Linked DNA regions of Homo sapiens: region 2 is linked to region 1. Evidence: chromatin loops called from intact Hi-C (ENCODE). Cell type or tissue: adrenal gland. All regions are shown on one strand. Links, peaks and the distances in the headings refer to the core of each region. The heading gives the core; the rest is flanking DNA.

What was found. Peaks named below come from ENCODE experiments on the same cell type or tissue, not always from the same donor. Only the 100,000 strongest peaks of a DNase experiment are listed, where the experiment ranks them.
Region 2: a loop joins it to region 1, with 3 times the contacts of the local background. A loop is called at or near these places in 7 of 110 quality-filtered maps.

Annotation. Positions count from the first base shown.
Region 1 is chr3:1,078,175-1,084,947 of GRCh38, forward strand. No RefSeq gene overlaps it. Among named protein-coding and RNA genes, the nearest start is that of CNTN6, 11 kb to the right of the region's middle. In adrenal gland, for the core only: a CTCF peak has its summit at 4,059 (motif pointing right); a DNase peak (open chromatin) is centred at 4,157.
Region 2 is chr3:1,248,484-1,255,256 of GRCh38, forward strand. All of the region lies in intron 4 of CNTN6 (contactin 6), which reads left to right. Among named protein-coding and RNA genes, the nearest start is that of CNTN6, 160 kb to the left of the region's middle. In adrenal gland, for the core only: a CTCF peak has its summit at 3,228; no DNase peak of the experiment used is centred there; H3K4me3 peaks cover 456 bases; H3K27ac peaks cover 1,256 bases.

The DNA of each region.
Region 1 (6,773 bases), core at 1,830-5,829:
AGAGACAGAGAGTAAGAAAAGATATAACAAATTTCATTGGATCAATCCGATGAATTAAACACAAATTTATTATAATCTTTTAGAGACAAAAAGCAGACTAAGAGTGGGGGAAGGTGTCATCAAATAAAAAAAATTACCAGCACTTGAAAGACACAAATGTGTGTAGGAATACAGAGAATCTAAACTGATAAGTGAGAGGAATTTTTAAAAATAACATACCTAAACATACCATCATAAGATCTCAAAACACCAACAGAATGTGCTAAAACTTCCAGAAAAAAGAAATCTACAAAATATTGAGAATCAGGCTGGCATCACATATCACATCATTAAAACTAGTCTCTAGGAAATAATGCTTTCAAAGTTTGTCAGGAAATTATTTTGACTATAAATCCTATTTCAGTCAAATAACCAATGCCAAAATAAATATTTTTCAGACAAGAAGACTCACGGGATATTTGCAGGTATGTGCCAGAAAAACTTAGAGTGAAAACCAAGAGAAAGGAAGATTTGAGATACAAGAAACAATGACAATAACTTAGAAGTGCAATGAAAATAAGCCTCAGGATGATGCCCAAAAAGGGACCAATTTAGAAAAGGAAATTCTAAGAATCTAAGTTGAATGTCTTCAGAAAATGAAATGGAGTCAATTAGAAGTAATAATGAATAATAAATTAGAAAATGCTAATTAATATTTGAAAAATATTTTCCTTCTCTGGACAAGAAAAATATAAAATAAATGAGAAAATTACAAAAATACAAGGCATCCAAGTTTCAAATAAAAAGTAAAATAAAATGTACTATGATCCTAAGCAACTGATGAGTTCAGAAAATAAACAATTTATCTGGACGTGACTCAAGAAATAGTTTTTATTAAATGTCTTAGAAGTAGTGGACACTGAAACCACAGGAAAGAAAAGTGAATCCAAAATAGTTTAAATGTTGCTAATGGTTTTCAGTATTTCAAATCAATTGGTAGAAAACCCACAGAAGTCTTAATTATGTTTACTGGACCAAAAACAATGTTATCACAACTGACAAATGTAAAGGAAACTAGAGGCTGGTGGACAAAGTTGAAGGAAGAGTAGGAATACTATTTTTTTTTGTTTTTTTACATAGTGGAGTGTGTAGAAATAGTTTCTAAATGTGATGAAATAGTGAGATGTTTAGGTGTAGTATTTGCAGATTTAAAGGTAACCAACAGGATAAAAATAATAAAGCTCAAGATATAGGGAGAAAAGTTATCTGATAAATCCTTGTGTTAGTAGAAGCCGGAAGATGCTGTCTAAAGTTACTTAAGCAAATAGAACTACAAATAAGTATTTGTAAACTAAACATAGCATTTTGAATATAAAATTTGAAATAACTGAAACCCCATAAAGTTAAAAGTACTTGCATCTGGGAAGGATAGCTCAGCATGAGGAGGGGCAGAATGCAATCATTGGTAAAACACAAAGCAAATCTTTGCTTTTCTTCCACATTCAAAAGTGCCAAAATCACCTATTTTAAGAGTAAAACTAAATAATAAAAAATGCAACAATTTTATTTCCATTTCTTTGTTTCTCATAACATTTGTTAATAGTTCTTGAGAACCTCTTCCAACCCTTTCAGCCTCCTGTCTTGTGTCAGCTGATTCTGTGCAGTCTTTGACCAGATTCACACAACTGCCATCTGACAGCATTTGCCTCCAGTCCTGCATTGTGCCCTTTGTTTTCTGCCTCAGGGCTTCTGTGTCCTCACAGCTGTGAAATACCCATGACTACCTGTTTAACATACACATATACACACAGCAGATGGCACATGTATACATAGGAAACAAACCTGCATGTTATGCACATGTACCCTAAAACTGAAAGTATAATTTTAAAAAATAATTTAAAAATTTTTTTTTAAAAAAAAGAAGTGTGAAGGAGTTAATGACCTTCTGGGACAAATCTAACAAAAAGGGAGTCAGAAGCTGGGGGAAAGATGCTTCTGAGACTTACTTAAGTTTCAAGTGGTGCAATGGGACAGAGCAACAAGTCATCATAGCAATAGAATAGACAATGACACATCCTTGTATTGACTCTTCTTTCTTGTCTCCGCCATCCCTCACGCTTCTTGAGTTCATATTCTGGATTTAACCACCCACATGGAAGCCACTATCTCTGGTTCTGCTTTGAAGAAAACCAAGGCTAAGACCCAAAGACCATAAGCATAATTGGCAGTAAGGCCTGAGTGACAGCAAAATGCCTTTACTGTAGGAATCAGTGGCGACTAATAGATTATGATATTCCTTTGGATGTAAAACATTGCCAGTCTACTAAGGGGTTACTGGACTTGTGATATTAAAAACAAAAGTTTAAAAGAGAGCTAAGGAGCAGAAGGCTGATATCAAAGATCACAATGAAAAATCCACGGTGTTTTTGAGTTGTAAATTTCCATATGTCACTTCTAACCCAGGGCTACTTGGCTACCTGATTCGAGGTGGACCAGGAAGAGCCTGTAATGACACTACAATTGTACATAGTAAAAATGCCTCTGATTCTTCCTTAGAGAGAACTGTGGCCATTTACCACCATACTTGTACTCTGGAAGGAGGAATATCCAGAATTTGGAGAATTTTTGAGAATTGTCGGATATAAGTCTGAACTGACGCCTGTCAAGCTATGATAGTCCACTAGTTAATGTGGACTTTGGAATCCAGATTGAAAAAAAAAAAAGGCTGACCCAAGTCTGTGTGTGCACTGTATATATGGACCAATTATTTGGTTATTTCCCCAATTCCTTAATATAAAATTGGATAGATATGCCTAATTGTCAGCCAGCAAAACCTTCAAATTGGCTTCCTACCATACAGAGTAAGAGTTGCTATGATAGAAAAGCCAACTGAAAGATTCCTAAATATCCTTTCCTTTCCCTACCCCCAGGCAAAAATATGAAATCTGAAGAAATAACACATCCCCTGAGGAAATGTGCAAATTAGCACCACCAGAAAAGATTTAAAAATTGTAATGTTAGTACTCCATTGTATCTCTGTTTGATTGAGCTGCAACAACAAAAACAATAACAACACCAAGTGGGTTGGGCAGTTGGTGAACTACATATACCATTAAGGGTGTAGCCCCAAATGTATCTGCTATGCTACCTGTGTTCTCTTTGCTAGAACATGTCAACACAGCCTTTGAAACTTAGAATGTAACTATTGGTCTAATGATTGTGTTTTTTGCAACTCACATCAGAAGAAGAGAACAAAAGCAGATTGTCTCTTCATGTGAATGACAGTAGTACATTTTCAGCGTCTTGTTACAGGGCTGTTTACATTCTCCTACCTTGTTTTCATATTATAGTCCAGGGCACCTTGATTATCTTTGAATTATTCAGAATATTACTCTGTTGCACTATACTGAAGATTATCCTAATTGACCTGGTCAGCAAGAAAGACAAGTAATTTAGATGTCCTATTAAGATAAACATGCCATATGGTGGGACATAAATCCACAAAAGCCCTGGAACTGTTATATTAAAAATACCTTTGGATTTCCAAATATCTATGGCATCCTAAGACATCCCTTCTAAGATTAAGAAAAACACCTTATTTCATCTTATAATTCTTATTATTAAGGGCAAGTCCTATTACTTGGTGGGCTTTTGGATTTTTGAGCCAATATCTATTGTACCTATAAATACTGACCAACTGAAGAGGGAAGAAAATACCTCAAGCCTATGTAACAATTCACTTGGTGTGAAATGTTTCTGTGAGCCAAAAGTGGGCTGATGTCTCATTGTTTTTCATCTCAGAGGTGGTTCTAAACAAAGTGGCAAATAGAAATCTTTCTGGAAGGTGGAGCTGTGAGCTGTGCATTCGTTGTTCTCTTTTTAGGCATGGTAAAGTGACCAGAGTTACAAATACACATCAACTCTTGACCAGTGGTGAATGGTTTGTCTGGTTAGTAAAGAGTCTGGTAAGGACAAGAATGGAAGTTAAAAACAAGGAACAAATCTTGATGATGATTTGCTCATTTCTTTGTGTCTCATGTTAGTGTCCACCAGAGGGCACCCACTGCAAAGAGGCGGTCAACCACCTAGCTGTTGACCAGTAGAGAACAACCTGTTTGGTGAATGTCAGTTTTCTTTCTTTGGCCACAGGAGTGCTAGTGCAATGAGCCCATGAATTGAGTGTCCATGGCCTCAGGAATAGTAGTGAAGCATGGATTCAACAGCATGGGCTCCCTCAAAGCAGAGAAGATGACGTACTGCCACTGCTGATTGCCTAGTCCACTGGCAACAGAGACCAATCATGACTACTTAATATGACATCATTCCTCAAGGAGTCCAGCCACACTCTTGATGATTATAATAGACATTATCCACTCTAAAGGGAACAGTGATTTATTCTTATCAGTACTGAAAACTACTCAGGGTATAGATTATTTTTTTTCTCTGCCAGCAACACCATCTGAGAACAGAATGCCTAATCTATCATTATGGTGAGATATATGTGTGTGTGTGGTGTGTGTGTGTGTGTATATATGTATATATGTCATATATGTATATATGTCATGTATATGTATATATGTCATGTATACGTATATATGTCATGTATACGTATATATGTCATGTGTACGTATATATGTCATGTATACGTATATATGTCATATATGTGTATGTGTGTGTCATATATGTGTATATGTGTCATATATGTGTATATGTGTCATATATGTGTGTATATGTGTCATATATATGTATAAGTGTCATATATGTGTACATATGTCATATATGTATATATGTCATATGTGTATATGTGTCGTATATGTATATATGTCATATATATGTATATGTGTCGTATATGTATATATGTCATATGTATATGTGTCATATATGTATATATGTCATATATGTATATGTGTCGTATATGTATATGTCATATATGTGTATATATGTCATATGTGTCATATATGTATATATGTCATATGTGTCATATATGTGTGTATACGATATATATGTCATATATGTGTGTATGATATATATGTCATATATATCATATATATACATATATATAAAAAACTAAGATCAAGGGACCCATTTTGTAGCAAAGGATGAATGACGATGGATGAATGACAATGGAATTTTCAACGGTTTTATCATGTACCCTGTCACTCAGAGGCAGCCAGTCAAAAATAATGATGGAATAAACTGTTCAAGATTCAACTAAGTTGAGAGTTCCAGGAACATACCCTGCAGAGTTAATGCTCAGTCCTCTAGAATATGAAATATGCTCTAAGCCTGCATTTAATATATATGGTTCTGTGCATAGTGGGTGGAAGACATGGATCCAGGAAATGACAGGTAATGGTAACATTAGTCTTTCCATTTGCAGAATTTTGGCCTCCCATCCCCATGAGTCCTACCTCTTCTCTTTAACTATCTTATTCCAATAGACCCAAAGAAAAAGAAAAAAGTTAATATATGAGTAGATATAATTAACCCATAATGCCATAAGAAGCCTATTTGCTGCTACACAGTGGCATCTGGAAGAAGTATGTTTGCAGTGCTGGCAATTCAGTGGAGTATCTCCTAAGATTTACTGTACAGTAATAATTGTGAAAGGGCAAATACAGCAATATAGTTTCACTAGGGCAAAGTATGCAATATTATCATCTCTTCAAGGAAAAATGTCTGGATTACTCAAATAGATAAGCAACCTGGAAAAGTAAAATTAGTAGTGAAGCATGAAGAAAGTCTAGATTTGGAAGTAAAGAAATGAAATGATGGATATGAATTACGGCTTAAGACAAGTTCAGTAAGCTTGTGAATTTTTTTCTCTAAGTCTGTTACCCTTAAGTCATTGCAGGGAATTTGGCTGACACAATTCAGAATCTGACTTTGTTACTGATTGGACTTAAAGAAGGTCATGAGTAGATCTGAGTGGTTCAAAGGAGGAACTATATTCTATGCCTTGTTTTTCTGCATCATTTCAAATATTCTCATCCTGACCAAACATTCAAGCTAATGCTTCATTCAGCCTAACATAAATATTACCTGACAGTGATCCATTTCTCACAATTCTCATTTCCCATCCAGCAGTTTCTCTGATACTGAGTACTCACACAAAGCTGACTCTTACTCATATAGGTATGTACTCTAGATGTGTAGAAGAGTTAATATCCCACAGGACAAACTTTGACCAATATGTGGGGTGGCCACACAGTCTCACTGGCTCAGGATTGATTTCAGCTATACCAGTTTTTTCAGTTACTATTATTAATACTTTCTCCTTTCACTCTGGTTATTGTCCTGTTTTACATAATGGGGTATATGGTCACCTTGTTACTAAGGTATCGGAGCCAATAGATAGATGCTTCTTCCATGCTTAATTCAGGTGGAAAGCCCTGAGAGGCATTTGATACACTTTAAAGATGTCTCTATACTATTGAACACGTATTCCTATATGGTGTTGAAAAACTCAATACATCCTTTTATTGGCTTTTCCTTGCTCCATTTTTAACTCACACTGTGATTACTGTTTTCTGAGATCACGTTTTGAAATGAGTGGCTAACGTGACAAAAGGCAAAAACTCTTTGACTGAAGCTCCGCTCTTGGGAGAACCCAGACTAAGTCAGCTTGGTTTCAATAAGTGATAATATTGTATCGACTAGTTATGGTTCCATAGAAAATCATTTCAAAATTCAGTGGCTTAAGACAAGAAGAATTGATTTCTCTCCCATGTATACAAGATGGATGAGGGTAAGGTCATCTAGGCTGTGCTTAGTTGGGCAGCTCTGATGTTTAC
Region 2 (6,773 bases), core at 1,661-5,660, 170 kb after region 1:
TTTATATATAAGGAAAATTAAGTTCAGAGAAGTGAAGTAATGTGCCCAAGGACATCAAGAAATAGTGAAGTTGGGCCTGTAATCTCAGCACTTTAGGAGGCCAAGGTGGGTGGATTGCGTGAGTTCAGGAGTTTGAGACTAGGTTGGCCAACATGGTGAAACTCTGTCTCCACTAAAAATACAAAAATTAGCCAGGTGTGGTGGTGGGCGCCTGTAATCCCAGCTACTTGGGAGGCTGATGCAGGAGGATCGCTTGAACCCGAGAGGCGGAGGTTGCAGTGAGCTGAGATCGTGCCATTGCACTCCAGCCTGGGCGACATGAGTGAAACTCCATTGCACTCCAGCCTGGACAACAAGAGAGAAACTCCATCTCAAAAAAAAAAGAATAAATAAATAGTGAAGCTAGGATTTGATGCCAGACATTCTGACATCTTAACCGCTTCCTTAATCATTCAACTAATGCTTGTCAAATTTAATGTGCACAGGAATCACTTGGAGATCTTATTAAATGCAAATTCTGATTCAGTAGGTCTAAAGTGAGGCCCAAGATTCTACATGTTTAACAAGATCACAGGTAACACTGATGGTGCTGCCCTGGACAGATATCAGACGGTGGGTAGCAAACAGTCTCAAAATGAACCTTAGGTTAATGTCTAAAGACAATCAAATAGCATTACCATAGGGGTCAACACAAGGTGATAGAAGGAATAGCTCTATTATGATGTAAAGAAATCTTAGGGAAAAACAAATGGTAATTGGTATTTCCCACCACTAAGATGGTCATTCAACTATCCATTTATGCATCCAAACAATGCATATTTATTAAGCACCTACCATATGTGTCAAACATAAGTGCAAGCAGTAAGTAAAATAAGGTCTATTTTCTGTATTTATACATCTGCCAAAGTATAAATGCAGACTCACTTTTTAAAAAAGGAATTATATGAATGCCATTGGAATAAAGCACCAGGAAAAAAATGTGCTTGAGCATTAACCAAAGTAATAGGTTTTCAAACTGTATTTCCTTGCCAGAAATACTATCCTCCTAGGCAGTGTTTCTACTCATGACAGAAAATGCAAATAAGGAAGAGTCTCCATCTATAGACGTGATTTAACAAGTCAATTGCAGGTGTTTTTCCTCCTTTTTGAGAATTGTGCGGTTGAGAGATCTACTTTCACATACATATTAATGAGTTGTTTTGCATAAATCAATTCTATTTTTATGAATGGAGATTATATAACCCTCCTGTAATTCTTCCAGAAATCCCATCCAAACAAGCTACTAGAGTTCTTAGTAGGGTATGTCCCTTGAGCACAAAGGATTTTATTTTAATTATTTCATCCATTTTTAAGCAAAAGTAATCAAATATAAACAACTGTGCTGGAGGCTGCACCCTCTGCCAGCTGCCTCTCAGCCTTCTGAAAGGCTCTGTTTTTGTGTTGTTTCTGTTTTGTTTTTTTGTTGTTTTTTGTTTTTTGTTTTTGTACTTTTCTCAGTACTCATTTAGAAAGCAATCCTATTGTTTTTATTTAAAAAGGTGTAAAATGTAGCTGATTCAAACTTTAAAATTTATGATATTCCTCTTTGGCAAGTCTAGCTGACTATGGGCCCTGAATATTATTATTGCTATAAATATTAAAATTAATAAAAGCTTATATGTGTCCAGTAAGCCAAAATATGGGAAAACATTTCCTGAGCTTGCTTAAATTTTCACAGCAAGTGAATGGCAGAGCCAGGACTTTAAACCTCGGTCTAATGGACAACAGAAATCAGGCTTCAAACACAACACTGGCATTTCAAAGCATGTCCCAGGTGGCAGATGTCCTAAAGAAGCATCTCACTTCTACCTGTGGTTCCAGTTAGCTCACTCTATCCTCCACCTTCTTTCCATAGTTAACAGGGGAAAATGTCAGAGTCTGTGATGCACTGGATAAAATTGTCCTCCCCTGAGCTCCACGTTTTCACAGCTGGAGTGAAGAAGGTGTCTTGGCAAGATTCCCACAAACACACACTCAAAACACACATCCTCACTCCCATATTTGCCTTGACATCACCATCTCTGCTTTTACGAGGTCTTGACTCCTGTGTACATAAGGCAGCAAGCCTGGAATTCTTAGGTCACCCCTCATTGCCCAAACCTTCATCTACATAGAGCTCTGAATGTTCCCGTATCTGAACCCACTTCCCAATCCTCCGCAGCTTGTGAAATTCTTCCTTGGGCCTCCTAAAACCAAAATCAATAATTAGCAAAATCTTTGCACACTTAAAGTTTTCCCTGAAAGTCCCCCTGACTGTGTTGCTTCAACTGACATTTGGCTTCCATCTGAAGATGCTTCTCCTCTCTGGCTGAACTGCTGATTCTTTTCTCCAATACCCCTCTTACCACAGGTCTGTCAGTAGGGATAGAGTCGTCCCATCTCCTCCGTGCCATTTCCAGATGATCCCTCCTCCCTCATATCTAATTCCTTTGCCATTAAAATCATGCCATTAGCCCGCACTACTCATAACTTCTCTTTGTTGCAATCATATTCTCATCCCCTAAACTCCAACATTTCTTGAAGATTTTACCTATTAGCTCACTGTCATTCTCTGCATAATACTCCTGTCGAATATCTTGGCCATTTCAGCCTTTGGTGAATTTGGTATTCAGTACTCAATATCCTGATTTGCCAGTTTCTTGACTTCTTTCGTTCTGTTGCCCTTGTTTATCGACCCATCTTAGCCAATAGCCACGCTGCTAAGATGACTCTTTTAAGACTTTGTCAATGTCTAAAGTTGCCAGTTCCACCCATAATCTGATTTTCAACCTTCCCAAATTTGACTGTCTGACTCACTCTCTCCAGTCCATGGACTCCAGCAATACTTTGACTCTGCTAGATCCTATAATTCACGAATCCTAACAACTACTCCTGTCCTTCTCCTGCTTCGTCTTGTCATTCCCTCTATACTGAGACAAAGGCAAAAAACACTTCTTCTCATTAACTTTTAACTCACTTGCTCATCACTTGCACATCAATGATTCACTTTCACTTTCCCCCTTATTTCATTCATCTGGTGAAATCTAAGCCATGATGAAATCCAAACCAAAATTTTAATCTAGTGAAAAATCCAACTATGACACCTGCTTTCACTTTCCAATTAATGACCACCGACATCAGTGGTCCATTCAGTGGGCCATTAATGTTGCCTGACATTAAGTCACCATGAAGCTCAAAGATGTTACTGTATTGCCGGCATCTTCAGTCTAGAAAGGCCCTCTGTAGGTGGAAAAAAGTATGAGCTAGTATTTTTCTCCTATAAAAGTCAACTAAATCATCCTCACATACCTCAAACAACATTTTCCTGACCCTTTAATATAATTTATGTTATAAACTGCTTGATACTTAGTTCTGATTCAGGTCTGACTCATTGCCTAGTCCCTGAGCCAGGATGGACTTTGGCTGTACTTGAGATGTCAAGGTAATCTGGCACTCTGACTAACTAGATGTGTTTCAGTTGCTTACCTCTAGAGTTATTTCCCCAAAATAATTCCAATGAAACGTTAAAACACACAACAAAGGCAGCCTCTTTCTTTTTCCAATCCCATCTATCACATACCATTGGATTTCTGTTTTGCTACAAAGTCCTGAAGGTTTTGGCCTTTTATTTTTATCTCACAACCTAGGCCCACTTCTTAAACATTGCCTAGCTTGCCTTTCCCTTTTAAAATCTGCCAACAATCACTTTCTCTGTTGAAATTATCTCTTCCTACATCCAACTGTGGGAAGAACAGCCTTTTCATTGTGCTGTTCTCTGAGGACAAGAATAGAAGCACATTTTTTAATTCTTATTTTTGTGTGACTTTTTTCTGCTTAGTAGTTACCAGTTTTTACTACAATTGTGATTCCTGACAATATATAACATTTAGAAAATAAGGAAAAGCTATTAATAATATCACCTGAGCCAGAGACAACCACTGTTAACATTAGTAGATTCTTCTAAAATTTTTTCTTATACAAATCATAAACACAGATGGATGAATATTTGTTAATTGTGGATAACTATTTCACTTTACGGAAATAATACAACAAACACTTTAAAACATTTTCCCTACTAGTCATTTTAGAGGATATTTTAACAAAAATAATAAAATACGGAGAACAATTAAGATTTCAGAATTTTCAAAGTTTGCATATTCATGATCTGTTTTTTAAAATTCAGGTCTCCTGACTAAGATGCTTATTTTACTGCAGAGAAATAAGCTTTTGTGGATACCACACTCAAGGGGAAAGACAGGCTTATTCTCGAAGCAAATAGAGGGTCCTTCCTGCCAATATGACCTAGAGAAACAGACAAATAGTGAGAAGATGCATCTCCGAGAACCTTCAGGCTGGGCCACTGTAAATCCGGTTGGATTTGACTCAACCCAGGGCATAAGTAATGTTCTCAGGGCATTTCCTTAACGAAGACTCCCTATTGAAAGAAGGTATAGCATGAACAATGTCGGGAAGTCAGAATGCTTAATTTCTGCATTTTCTTCCTCTGAACTGCTAAGATTGTATTTAGAGACAGGTAGAGTCCTATGTGCGTGTTCTAATCTAGTTAATTTACTTCAATCATCCTCTTTTATTTTGCCAGCAGGCAAAGCCCCTTCAGAATACCTAATTATTATTCCAGACTCCTGTCTTAGTTTTCATCAGAGGACTTGTATATTTCATTAGCTTCAGTCCTTGTACCACCTCTCCTTACCAAGCCCAGCATTGTGACACCATGTCCTTTACCCTTGTGTTTTTGAAAGCAAAAGAAGAAACGCATACATTTTTATTATTCATTCTTTTATCTCACTAGTCTTGTTCTGCGAAAATTTGAGATCTCAATAGATAGTGAAACAGTCTTTCACCCTTTTCCATGGAATAAATAGTTATTGGTGTTTATATACTCTATAATTATTATATGTTGATAAATGGTTATGTAATAGCTGCATACAGGGAGGAAAAGTCCTTGCAGGTAATTTTGTCTGCTAATTACATATAAATTGGTTAAGCAGTCATGCGTATTGATGACATCGTTTTCAACTGATTTGACTTCTCAAAATTACTAAACTTCTACCTGGTCATCTAAGGCAGGACAATTTTTCCCCAGGATGAGGGGTTGGAGGGCAGTGGTTTCAGCAGGTATTAGATTCTCATAAGGAGTGCACAACCTAGATCCCTCGTATGCGCAGTTCACAATAGGGTTCACACTCCTATAAGGATCTAACACCGCTGTTGATCTGACAGGAGGCAGAATTCAGGCGGTAACACTCTCTCACCTGCCACTCACCTCACCTCCTGCTGTGCAGTCAGATTTCTAACTGTCTATGGCCCAGCACTGCAGCCCAGTGGTTGGGGACTGCTGATCTAAGGAATAATCTCAGTCTTTGTCTCTCTTTATCCAAAACAACCATAAGTCTATTATATAAAAATAATGTATGTATGTATACATTTTGCATGTGCTTACATGTCTCTGCGCACACACATAAATTTATATAAATGGGATTGTTCTAGTAACCGACATTTTTCTTTAAAATTTTTAAGTTATAAAAAATTTCAAACATACAGAAATGTCTATAAAAATATTATAAACAGATTTTTATTTAAATGTGTGTTAATGTTTTTGCATTTTTGCTTCAGATCTTTTTTAAAGACATAAAATATACCAATACTGCCAATTTTCATCTCGTGCTTTCTTTCCCTCCCTTCCCAGAAGTAACCGCTTTCCTGAAGTTGGTGATAATTTTTTGAAGTATGGCTTGAAATTTTTATTGTCTTTGTTTATAATATTTATATAAATGTCATCAGAGTACAATTTCTTTGGCACCTTTTTCACTCTACATTCAGTTTTTGAAATTCAGCCATATTTCTACGTGTTTACTTATTTTAAATGTTGTGTAGTATTTCATTGGATTAATGAAAGAAGTTTACTTCGTTTCAACGAAGGAATGAGAATAAAATTTAATCCTGTTTTTTCAGGAACAATACACTATAAAGGTATTTTTATTTATATCCATCAATTTCACTTATTTTTATTGAGCTATTATCATGTGTCAGACTCTATCATGTGTGGAAGTTACAGTGCTGATAAAACAAACACATCCTTGCCTGCCATGAGTCTACGAAAGCAGTAGGAGAGGGATCACATAAATATGTACAGCATAAAAAATGTAATAAATAGTCTGAGGAGACTCTGAGAGACTAAAATGAAAAAGTTATTTATTGGAGGCTCAAGAAAGCAGGATTCAAGATGGATGAAATTTCCAATGAAGGAAAATTAAGGTTCATCAAAATTAGTTATCTGTTAGAGTTTTTTGTATCTAATGCCACAGTAATGTGCTGAAACAAAGCATGAAAAAAACCCATGATGTCCAGCAGTAAACATTTATTTTTGGTCACGAATTTTTGGTTTACTCGGTGGTTCCTCTGGTCTTCTTGGGGTTCAGTTTTACATTGGTGGTCACATATGCAGTTACGTTAATCTTGCTGGGCTAATTCATTACGTATTGTTGGCCCAGGCTGGGGCAACTGCAGTGATTTATTTCTTCTGCACATGGCCTCTCATGCTCCAGCCTGCTACTCCAGGCTTTTACCATGGTAGCTGGGTGGGGATCCAAGAGCAAGGGGATAGAAGGCTACACAGCTACTTGAGGCATATGCTCAGAACCAATATATTGTCACTTCTGCTGCATTTTGTTTGCAAAGTCAGACCAGATTGAGGAATGGTGAAAGAGACTATGCCTCTGATGGAAGATGCTGCA